Linked DNA regions of Homo sapiens: region 2 is linked to region 1. Evidence: read pairs that join two places in POLR2A ChIA-PET (ENCODE). Cell type or tissue: OCI-LY7. All regions are shown on one strand. Each heading gives the region's core, and the rest is flanking DNA. Links, peaks and the distances in the headings are about the cores only.

Region 1 (5,967 bases), core at 340-5,339:
GGCGGTGCAAGATGTGCTTTGTTAAACAGATGCTTGAAGGCAGCATGCTCGTTAAGAGTCATCACCACTCCCTAATCTCAAGTACCCAGGGACACAAACACTGCGGAAGGCCGCAGGGTCCTCTGCCTAGGAAAACCAGAGACCTTTGTTCACTTGTTTATCTGCTGACCTTCCCTCCACTATTGTCCTATGACCCTGCCAAATCCCCCTCTGTGAGAAACACCCAAGAATGAACAATAAAAAAAATAAATAAATAAATAAATAAATAAATAAATAAATAAACAAAAGAAACAAAAAATAAATAAATAAATAAATAAAAACACATTTATTGAATAATTACTAGGCTAGACATATCAGAGGATAAAAATGTCACTGGCTCAATTGTTTTAATGTTAAACTAATAAAAAAGATAGAAGGGCAAAAAAAAAAAAAAAAAAGAACTAGCCAAGGTGTAAGTGCCCAGTAGTGTGTTTCAGTGTGGCTCCTGGCTACTGTGTTGGTCAACACAGCTTTAGCTCATGCAGCTAAGCTATAAGGTCAGATGAAATCAAGAAATAAGATGTCTTCATTCTGTTATGAAAACCTGTTATGTTGGCTGGAACCACTCAGCCTTTTTTGGGTCATTTGTAATGTTTATATATTGTCTGTACCTTCTGATCACTTAATTGAAGTGACAAACAAAATAAATAAAACAACATTTAAAGCAAAAAAAAAAAAAAAGAAGACATTTATGCAGCCAAAAAACACATGAAAAAATGCTCACCATCACTGGCCATCAGAGAAATGCAAATCAAAACCACAATGAGATACCATCTCACACCAGTTAGAATGGCAATCATTAAAAAGTCAGGAAACAACAGGTGCTGGAGAGGATGTGGAGAAATAGGAACACTTTTACACTGTTGGTGGGACTGTAAACTAGTTCAACCATTGTGGAAGTCAGTGTGGCGATTCCTCAGGGATCTAGAACTAGAAATACCATTTGACCCAGCCATCCCATTACTCGGTATATACCCAAAGGACTATAAATCATGCTGCTATAAAGACACATGCACACGTATGTTTATTGCGGCATTATTCACAATAGCAAAGACTTGGAACCAACCCAAATGTCCAACAATGATAGACTGGATTAAGAAAATGTGGCACATATACACCATGGAATACTATGCAGCCATAAAAAATGATGAGTTCATGTCCTTTGTAGGGACATGGATGAAATTGGAAATCATCATTCTCAGTAAACTATCGCAAGAACAAAAAACCAAACACCTCATATTCTCACTCATAGGTGGGAATTGAACAATGAGATCACATGGACACAGGAGGGGGAACATCACACTCTGGGGACTGTTGTGGAGTAGGGGGAAGGGGAAGGGATAGCATTGGGAGATATACCTAATGCTAGATGACGAGTTAGTGGGTGCAGCACACCAGCATGGTGCATGTATACGTATGTAACTAACCTGCACAATGTGCACATGTACCCTAAAACTTAAAGTATAATAATAAAAAATAAATAAATAAATAAAAATAAAAATAAATAAATAAATAAATAAATAAATAAAAAGAACAACAAACCTTAATGGTTGTTGAAGCTGGGTCCCAGACTCAAAGACGGTGCATTGCTGGATTCTCTTCACTATTTGAGTGTTGTTTGTTTGTTTGTTTGTTTGTTTTGTTTTGTTTTGTTTTTAATTTCCATAGTAAAAAGTTCAAAATGAAAAAAGCCAGAATGAGGGCTGGGTGTGGTGGCTCACGCCTGTAATCCCAGCACTTTGGGAGGCTGAGGCGGACAGATCACTTGAGGTCAGGAGTTCAAGACCAGCCTGGCCAACATGGTGAAACCCCGTCTCTACTAAAAATACAAAAATTAGCCAGGCATGGTGGTGCATATCTGTAGTCCAAGCTACTCAGGAGGCTGAATCATGAGAATCACTTAAACTGGGAGGCAGCGGTTGCAGACTCCGTCAAAAAAAAAAAAAAAAAGTCAGAATAGAATAACTCCTGCAGACAAGCAAAAGCTCTTTGGAATTGCCCACCCACCCTCCTGTTAGACAGTAAAAGGGTAATTCTTTAAATGCCCACATCCACACAGAGTTCACGTCCTGTTGTCCAGTTCAGTGATTTTTTTTTTTTTTTGGTGGTGGTGGTAAAATAAATGTAACATAAATATGCATTTTTATATTTTACCTCAATTTATCATTTTTCTTGTACTAAAATACACATAACAAAAATTACAAAATGAGTAATTTAAAATTTTACTCATTTTAAGAGTAAAATTTAGTGGCATACATTACATTTGCAGTGTTGTGCCACCATATTAGTAGCTCTTAAATGTTAGTGAGCAAAAGAGAATTTCTAAATAGGGTGGGACATGGTTATCCTAAACATTAGATTTTTTTTTTTTTTTTTTTTTTTTGAGATGGAGTCTCGCTCTGTTGCCCAGGCTGGAGTACAGTGGCACGATCTTGGCTCACTGCAAGCTCCTCCTCCTGGGTTCACGCCATTCTCCTGTCTCAGCCTCCCGAGTAGCTGGGACTACAGGTGCCCACCACCATGCCTGGCTAATTTTTGGTATTTTTAGTAGAGACGGGGTTTCACCGTGTTAGCCAGGATGGTCTCAATCTCCTGACCTCGTGATCCGCCTGCCTCGGCCTCCCAAAGTGCAGGGATTACAGGCGTGAGCCACCGCTCCCGGCCAACCATTAGACTTTGTGGGAAAATTGAGGGCCTCTGAAGGCAATTTTGACAATAGAAAAATAGTACTTTAAGTGCTGACACCACCATCACCACCCCCATGAGACTCTAGTCCTCTCCCAAGCATCTGGCTCTGAGCCAGGCCTTGAGCTCGGCCTCCATCCCTCTTGCTTAGGGGAGTGTACTGCTGAAGTGGAAACCTCATTATTCACTTTGCCTACTAGGCCCTGCCTTCCTGGGGCTTCTACCTCTGCCCCCTCACTCTCAGAAAGTCGGGGTGTCAGCCCACATTGCTATTGCAATGCCAGCCTAGCCATCCATGGAGAGGAAGTCCTGGTTTATACAGCACCTGCTTTTGACCTCACTTGGCATCTGTCTGACTCTGGAGCCAGGCAGGGTTTCAGCAAAGCACAGGTCACGGCCCCAAACCTGTCGGTCCATCAAAACCAGTGGAGGGATCTTCAGTGATCTCCAGGTAACTGCCAGGCGTCTGAGCCCAAGCTAAGCCATCATATCCCCTGTGACCTGCACGTATACATCCAGATGGCCTGAAGCAACTGAAGATCCACAAAAGACGTGAAACTAGCCTTAACTGATGACATTCCACCATTGTGATTTGCTTCTGCCCCACTCTAACTGATCAGCGTAGTTTGTAATTTTCCCCACCCTTAAGAAGATTCTTTTTCTTTTTTTTTTTTTTTTTTTTTGAGATAGAGTCTCGCTCTGTCGCCCAGGCTGGAGTGCAGTGGCACGATCTCGGCTCACTGCAAGCTGCGCCTTCCGGGTTCACGCCATTCTCCTGCCTCAGCCTCCCGAGTAGCTGGGACTACAGGCGCCCGCCACCACGTCCGGCTAATTTTTTATATTTTTAGTAGAGACGGGGTTTCACCGTGTTAGCCAGGATGGTCTCCATCTCCTGACCTCGTGATCCACCCGCCTCGGCCTCCCAAAGTGCTGGGATTACAGGCGTGAGCCACTGTGCCCGGCCTTTTTCTTGACACAGAGTCTCGCTCTGTCACCCAGGCTGGAGTGCAGTGGCGCGATCTCAGCTCACTGCAACCTCCGCCTCCCGGGTTCAAGCAATTCTCCTGCCTCAGCCTCCCGAGTAGCTGGGACCCATGCCAGGCTAATTTTGTATTTTTAGTAGAGATGGGGTTTCACCATGTTGGCCAGGCTGGTCTCAATCTCCTGACCTCGTGATCTGCCCACCTCGGCCTCCCAAAGTGCTGGGATTACAGGCGTGAGCCACCGCACCCAGCCGCCTCCCACTTTCTTAACTCATTTCCGTTTGCCCCGAGAATGCTCTTGTCTCTAATCCTAGTGTAACATCATATACATTTCTGTTACACTAGGATTAGAGACAAGTTCTGCTTAGAAATAACTCCAAGAACAGTTTTTATATTTTATTTTCACACTGAAAATCGGTCAGCTTTGCTTCAGCATCAAAAAGCATATTTACATCAAATTAAATGAGCGCTGGCAGCGAGCGGCACTTTTTTTTCTAAACGGGAAATGGGTTAATCAGTTATGGAGGACCACCTGAAACAGGGGTGCACAAACCATGGCATATGGGCCAAATCCAGCCTGCTGCCTGTTTTTGTATGGCTACAGTCTACAGCTAAGAATGGTTTTTACAATTTTAAATGGTCGGAAATAACTGTAAAGAAGAATTAATATTTTGTGACACATGGAAATTAGAATTGTTTTAGTGTTCCTTCATAAAGTTTTATTGGAACCCAGCCACACTCATTTGTTTACAGACTCTCTATGGCTGCATTTATGCTATAATGACAGTGCTGAGTAGCTGTAACAGAGACCTAGCGACCTGCAAAGCCTAAAATATTTACTATCTCGCCCTTTACAGAAGAAGCTCATCGGCTGGACGTGGTGGCTCACGCCTGTAATCCCAGCACTTTGGGATGCCAAGGCGGGTGGATTTCCTGAGGTCAGGAGTTCATGACCAGCCTGGCCAACATGATGAAACCCTGTCTCTACTAAAAATACAAAAAGTAGCCAGGCATGGTGGTGGACACCTGTAATCTCAGCTACTCGGGCAGGAGAATCGCTTGAATCTGGGAGGCAGAGGTTGCAGTGAGCCAAAATCACGCCATTGCACTCCAGCCTGAGCTACAGCGCGAGACTCCATCTCCAAAAAAAAAAAAAAGAAGAAGAAGAAAAAGCTCATCAACTCCTAGCTTGAAGAATATACAAACCATCCAATCATATAGCTGTAATGTTTAGAAATTGTCTCCTGGCCGCTTTCTGGCAGGATAGGGTCTGGATGAGGCCAGGAAAGCCTAGAGCACATGCCAGGTCTTCCTTGTTTTAATTCCTCAGAGCACAGATTTCACTGAATGGTTCCAAGACACCTTATCAAAGGGATATTTTTGAGGACCCCTAGGAGATATTTCCCTTAGTTCACAGGATCAGGAAAATCTTTGCCACTCCCCTTGTGATGATCTTTGTCACAAAATATTTGCTTTGGCTCTGAGGATGCTCTGAGCCCAATCCATAGCCCCATCTTCAATGAAACAGGCTCTTAGATGGATTTCTTGAACACTGCCACTAAGTTTGAATTATTTTATTGCCCTACACATTTTTCTCTGCCTCCATCACTTCCTTTTACAATTTCACTCAATTTCTAATGTTTCTCTAAGCTGCTTCAAAAATCCTATTTTGAAATGAGGCAAAATATGAATTAGTAAATATAAAAACAAACCAAAGCAATCATCAATTATATTACATCACTATAATAATGTGCTCAATGGTTCTAGCATCAACTTGGCTATGTTGAGAACTCTGTCTCACAGAACCCCTCACCTGTATGGTCCTGGGTCAGAGGTACAGCTGAGTGAGAGGTGGGGGACAGAAGCCACAGCCATCAAGCTCTGCATTTGTCATATGTCAGAGGAGGTGAGAGACACCACAGAGGTGCAGGCAGGCACCCCACTCTGTGACTAGCTCTCCTTCTAGCTCTTTCCTGATTGTCAACCTTGCTGATCAGTAGTAAGCCCAGGCCCCATCATCAGAGAGTTTACTTCAAATCTGCAGAGGCTACTCTGAGTCCACCACCTTCTATGGACTTCTACACCAACGGTAGAACGTGCCTGGCTTCCAGATTTCCCTGCAAGTTTCAGTTCATTTGCCAGCACAAGGGCCAGTCAATGACTCTTCCTCTGATTCTTCAACTTCCCTTCACAAACCTGTGTTTCCCCAGATTCTCTCACAATTGCATAAGGTCTAGTTCCTCTAATAAATTCCTTAATC
Region 2 (5,967 bases), core at 286-5,285, 120 kb before region 1:
CCCCTTCACACGTGAGATTCTGCACTCCCTCCAGGGATAGGTTTGTGGGATTCCCTGCGATGCTGACACCTGAGAGCCTGGACCACATCCCACAGTCCCAGGATTTTCAGGTATTCATGCCAGCAGCAGATGGAGCTTATAAATAACAATACAAATGTTCAAGTTGAGTGGGAGCTTAAATATCCTCATTTCTTTATTATTTTATTTATTTATTTATTTATTTTTTTGAGATGGAGTCTCACTCAGTCACCCAGGCTGGAGTGCAGTGGCACGATCTCAGCCCACCACAACCTCCATCTCCTGGGTTTAACCAATTCTCCTGCCTCAGCCTCCCGAGTAGCTGGGACTACAGACGCATGCCACCATGCCCAGCAATTTTTTGTATTTTTATTAGAGACAGGGTTTCACCATATTGGCCAGGCTGGTCTAGAACTCCTGGCCTCAGGTGACCCACCCACCTCAGCCTCCCAAAGTGCTGGGATTACAGGTGTGAGCCACTGCACCCAGCCAAATATCCTCATTTCATAGAACAGGATGGCAGGCCCAGAAGGTCAGGTGAACAACCCAGATGATGGGCAATGGCAAATGTTCCCTCTTGTCCACACCAGTGCTCTTACCCACCCAGGGCAGTGGGAGGCCTATGAGATCTCTGACATTGTTTTCAAACATGTTTGGAATCACAGGCAAGTAAAGACTACTGCTGTCCAAGAAGAAAATAAAGATCACCTGTAATTTTCCCATCCCAGAAATAACTTCTGTGAATGCTGTGGAATATATCTGCCTCTGTGCTTGCCTCTCCCCCTCCCTTCTAATTCTATGCTCAACACTAGAGAAAACAGTTTTCAAGCACATATATAAGGGTTATGACATTGTCCGTATACCAGGCCTCAAAGGATTACTTGATAAATTCCAAAGAATCAATGTCATACAGATCATGTTCTCAGACCAGAATGCCAAAAAATTAGAAATGAATAACAGAGGGATAGTTTATACAAACATATTACTGGAAACTAAATAATATATTTTAAAAGGTAAAAAAAAAAAAAAAGTATAGCAAATTGCTAGTTGCTTAGAGTATCAATGAAATGGCAATGTATCAAAATGTGTAGGACTTACAGCAGTAGATAGAAATTATAACTTCAAACACAAGTAAAACTGTAAATTCAAGAAGTTGGAATAAGATCAACAGAGCCAAGAAACAAGAAGGAAAAATAAGTAAAGAAAGGCAAAAATCAATAAAATGGAGAAGGAAAAAACAGAAAGAAATGACCAAATCAAAAGCTAATTATTTGAAAAGATTAGTGAAATAAAATTCTGGCAAGACTGATCGAGAAAAAGAGTGAGAAAGGCCAGGAACGGTGGCTCACGCCTGTAATCCCAGCACTTTGGGAGGCTGAGGCGGGCGGATCACAAGGTCGGGAGTTCAAGACCAGCCTGGCCAATATGGTGAAACCCCATTTCTACTAAAAATACAAAAATTAGCTGGGCGTGGTTGTGCGCACCTGTAATCCCAGCTACTCAGGAGGCTGAGCCAGGAGAATCGCTTGAACCTGGGAGGCGGAGGTTGCAGTGAGCCGAGATCACACTATTGCACTCCAGCCTGGAGCAATAGAGTGAGACTCCGTCTCAAAAAAAAAAAAAAGAAAAAAGAAAAAAAGAAAAAGAGTGAGAAAATGAAATTGCAATAGATAAAACCTACAATGAAAAAGGGGGAAAAACAATTACAGGCACAACAAAGATGAAAGAATAATGTAATTGCAGTAACCCTTCTGAAGTAACGTTGTCAAAATATCAAACCTAAACCTGATCATGGATTTGAGATGGGATAGTTCCTTTGACCCCCTTCATGGGCAGGAACTGGAGTGGCTCGTTTCACTCAGCCCGTCACTGGCCACTCCTCGCATGGGGGAGCGTAAGAGCAAGCGGGTGCAGGAACCCAAGCAAACGAACCCCAGAACCCGCCGGTCGCTCCTCTCTGGAGGGAGCAGGCTCTATGCATGCTACACAGCAGTGTCCATGCATGTTTCAACCAGCGCTCTTTCAGCTCTGCCGTCCAGGTACGGCCAAGTGCCAACCAGCTCAGTGGAGAGTCAGGGTGGTAGCCCCTGCCCTCTTGGCACCTGAGTTCTCGTTTGGCGTCCAGGAAGAATCAGCTCACACGAACCGTTTGAAAGGTGATGAATGCGGAAGACTTCATTGAGCGGTGGGTGGCTCTCAGCGGAAAGGGAGGCTGGAAAGCAGATGGGAACGTGAGCTTTCTCTGAAGCCCGGCAGTCTCCGGCCAGGTCCCTCTCTGAAGCCGCACCGTCTGAAGTTAGCCGCATCTATCCATTGTCTCTGACACTCAGCTGCGTGTATCCTCGCCGCTCAGCCGCTTCTATTGCGCTGCCAGCTGAAGTCTTTTATGGGCACAGGATAGGGGCGGGGCAGGCCAAAAAGGCAACATTTGCTTGGAAAACCAGGATCACCTGTTTTCACTTAGGGCGGTGGTTCCTGGCTTAGGGGTGGGGTTTAGCTGGGAGCCCAGCCCTTCTGTATCAGATTGAGATTTAACTACCAATTTACAGGAATACAGAGGACAAGGGAACGTGTCAAACTAGAGATGCAATCATAGGAAACTCTGGGAGGAAAACAGAAAGCTGAAAAGAAACAGAGGTTATGAGAAATTAAAAGGCAGGTCTGCCAAGTGCAATGTGTAAACTTTGGATTCTGATTCAAATGACAAAGTTATCTCCCCCGCCAAAAAAAAAAAAAAAGACATTTGTGAGAAAATTGGAAGTTTAAACACTAATGGGGAGTTTCTTGATGTTGATAAATTATTATCTGGGGAGGAGGTAATGACACTGTGAACAGGTTGAAAAAGAGTCTTTGTCTTTTGAAGATTTTTACCGGAGCATTTGCAGGTGTCATTATACAATGTCAGAGATTTACTTCAAAGAATTGTGAGGGGATGTGGGCGGGGCTCTAGATGAAACAACATTGGCCATGAATTGATAACTGCTGAAGCACCAGAGGTTTATCAATCCACTTTTGAATGTATTCGAAATTTTCTAAAAAAAAAAAAAGTTTTTAGAGTATTATGAACAACTGTATCCAAATAATGTGAAACTTTAGATATTATAGACAACTTTGTGGGGAAATACTAAATGCCAAGATATAGTATACTTGAATAGACTAACAAGCATTAAAGAAATTGAAACGCTAATCATAGCTCCTCTCCCTAAAGCCCAGATAGCTTTACAAATATGCTCTACCTGTCTTCAAGAGACAGATTTTTTTATCTCACAAATTGTTGCAGCAAGTGAAAAAGAGAAAATTGTCCAGCCTTTTTTATGAAGCTAATGTAATCTTGATTCAAAACTAGATTGGGCCAATACAAAAAAAAAAAAAAATTACATGCTCATTGTATTTCTGAATAAGTGATATGGTTTGGCTGTGTCCCCACCCAAATCTCAAATTGAATTGTATCTCCCAGAATTCCCACGTGTTGTGGGAGGGACCCAGGGAGAGGCAATTAAATCATGGGGGTTGGTCTTTCCTGTGCTATTCTCATGATAGTGAATAAGTCTCACGAGATCTGATGGGCTTATCAGAGGTTTCTGCTTTTGCTTCTTCCTCTTTTTTTTTTTTTTTTTTTTTAGACAGAGTCTTGCTTTGTCACCCAGGCTGGAGTGCAGTCGCTCAATCTTGGCTCACTGCAACCTCCGCCTCCCAGGTTCAAGCAATTCTCCTGCCTCAGCCTCCTGAGTAACTAGGATTACAAGCACCCGCCATCACATCTGGCTAATTTTTGTATTTTTAGTAGAGACAATTTCACCATGTTGGCCAGGCTGGTCTTGAACTCCTGACCTCATGATCTACTCGTCTTGGCCTCCCAAAGTGTTGGGATTACAGGCGTGAGCCACCATGCCCAGCCACTTTTTCCTCATTTTTTCTTGCCATGTAAGAAGTGCCTTTTGCCTCCTGCCATGATTCTGAGGCCTCCCCAGCCATGTGAAACTGTAAGTCTAACTAAACCTCTTTTTCTTCCCAGTGGGTAAGAAATACCAGGAGTGGGGTATTGCTGAAAAGATACCTGAAAATGTGGAAGTGACTTTGGAACCGGGTAACAGGCAGAGATTGGAACAGTTTGAAGGGCTCAGAAGAAGACAAGGAAAAGTGGAAAAGTTTGGAACTTCCTAGAGACGTGTTGAATGGCTTTGCCCAAAATGCTGATAGCAATATGGACAGTAAGGTGCAAGCTGAGGTGGTCTCAGATGGAGATGAGGAACTTGTTGGGAACTGGAGTAAAGGTGACTCTTGTTATGTTTTAGCAAAGAGAATGGTGGCATTTTGCCCCTGCCCTAGAGATTTGTGAAACTTTGAACTTGAGAAAGATGTTTTAGGGTACCTGGCAGGAGAAATTTCTAAGCAGAATTCTAGATGTGACTTGGGTACTGTTAAAGGCATTCAGTTTTGTAAGGGAAACAGCATAAGAGTTTGGAAAATTTGCAACCGGACTATGCGATAGAAAAGAAAAACCCATTTTTTCTGGGGAGAAATTCAAACCAGCTGTAGAAATTTGCATAAGTAGCAGGGAACCTAATGTTAATCCCCAAGAACATGGAGAGAAATGTCTCCAGGCCATGTCAGAGAACTTGACGGCAGCCCCTCCCACAGGCCCGGAGGTCCTGGAGGAAAAAGTGGTTTCATAAAATGGGCCAAGAGTCCCCATACTGTGTGCAGCCTAGGGACTTGGTGCCCTGTGTCCCAGCTGCTCCAGCTGTGGCTGAAAGTGGCCAACATACAGCTTGGGCTGCGGCTTCAGAAGGTGCAAGCCCCAAGCCTTGGCAGCTTCCGTGTGGTATTGAGCCTGCGGGTGCTCAGAAGTCAAGAATTGAGGTTTAGGAACCTCTGCCTAGATTTCAGATGATGTATGGAAATGCCTGGATACCCAGGCAAAAGTTTGCTGCAGAGGCAGTGCCCTCATGGAGAACCTCTGCTAGGGCAGTGTGGAAGGGAAATGTGGGGTCAGAGCCCCCACACAGAGTCCCTACTGGGGCACTACCTAGTGGAGCTGTGAGAAGAGGGCCACTATCCTCCAGACCCCAGAATAGTAGGTGCACCAACAGCTTGCACCATGCACGTGGAAAAGCCACAGACACTCAATGCCAGCCCATGAAAGCAGCCAGGAGGGAGGCTGTGCCCTGAAAAGCCACAGGGGTGGAGCTGCTCAAGGCCATGGGAGCCCATCTCTTGCATCACCATAACCTGGATGTGAGACTTGGAGTCAAAGGAGATCATTTTGGAGCTTTAAAATTTGACTGCCCCACTGGATTTTGGACTTGCATGGGCCCTGTAACCCCTTTGTTTTGGACGATTTCTCCCATTTGGAAAGGCTGCATTTACCCAATACCTGTACCCCCATTGTATCTAGGAAGTAACTAGCTTGCTTTTGATTTTACAGGCTCATAGGCGGAAGGTACTTGCCTTGTCTCAGATGAGACTTTGGACTGTGGACTTTTGAGTTAAGACTTTGGGGGACTGTTGGGAAGGCATGATTGGTTTTGAAAAGTGAGGACATGGGATTTGGAGGGGCCAGGGACAAAGTGATATGGTTTGGCTGCATTCCCACCCAAATCTCAACTTGAACGGTATCTCCCAGAATTCCCACATGTGGGAGGGACTCGGGGGAGGTAATTGAATCATGGGGCCAGTCTTTCCCTTGCTATTCTTGTGCTAGTGAATAAGTCTCATGAGATCTGATGGGTTTATCAGGGGTTTCCGCTTTTGCTTCTTCTTCATTTTCTCCTGCTGCCACCATGTAAGAAGTGCCTTTTGCCTCCTGCCATGATTCGGAGGCCTTCCCAGCCACGTGAAACTGTAAGTCCAATTAAACCTCTTTTTTCTTCCCAGTCTCAGGTATGTCTTTATCAGCAGCATGAAAACAGACTAATACAAGATGTCTGCAAAAATAACAAATAAAAT

What was found. ChIA-PET counts read pairs that join two places held together with the same protein. Peaks named below come from ENCODE experiments on the same cell type or tissue, not always from the same donor. Only the 100,000 strongest peaks of a DNase experiment are listed, where the experiment ranks them.
Region 2: POLR2A ChIA-PET joins it to region 1 with 13 read pairs; 2 of 35 experiments call an interaction of 5 or more read pairs at or near these places.

The regions. Positions count from the first base shown.
Region 1 is chr2:74,789,389-74,795,355 of GRCh38, reverse strand. No RefSeq gene overlaps it. Among named protein-coding and RNA genes, the nearest start is that of HK2-DT, 42 kb to the left of the region's middle. RefSeq lists a silencer at 4,586-4,733. In OCI-LY7, for the core only: no CTCF peak of the experiment used is centred there; no DNase peak of the experiment used is centred there.
Region 2 is chr2:74,905,371-74,911,337 of GRCh38, reverse strand. It overlaps LINC01291 (long intergenic non-protein coding RNA 1291), which reads right to left and starts at 2,377. Exons shown (of 5, transcript NR_189601.1): 1 at 2,165-2,377. In OCI-LY7, for the core only: no CTCF peak of the experiment used is centred there; no DNase peak of the experiment used is centred there.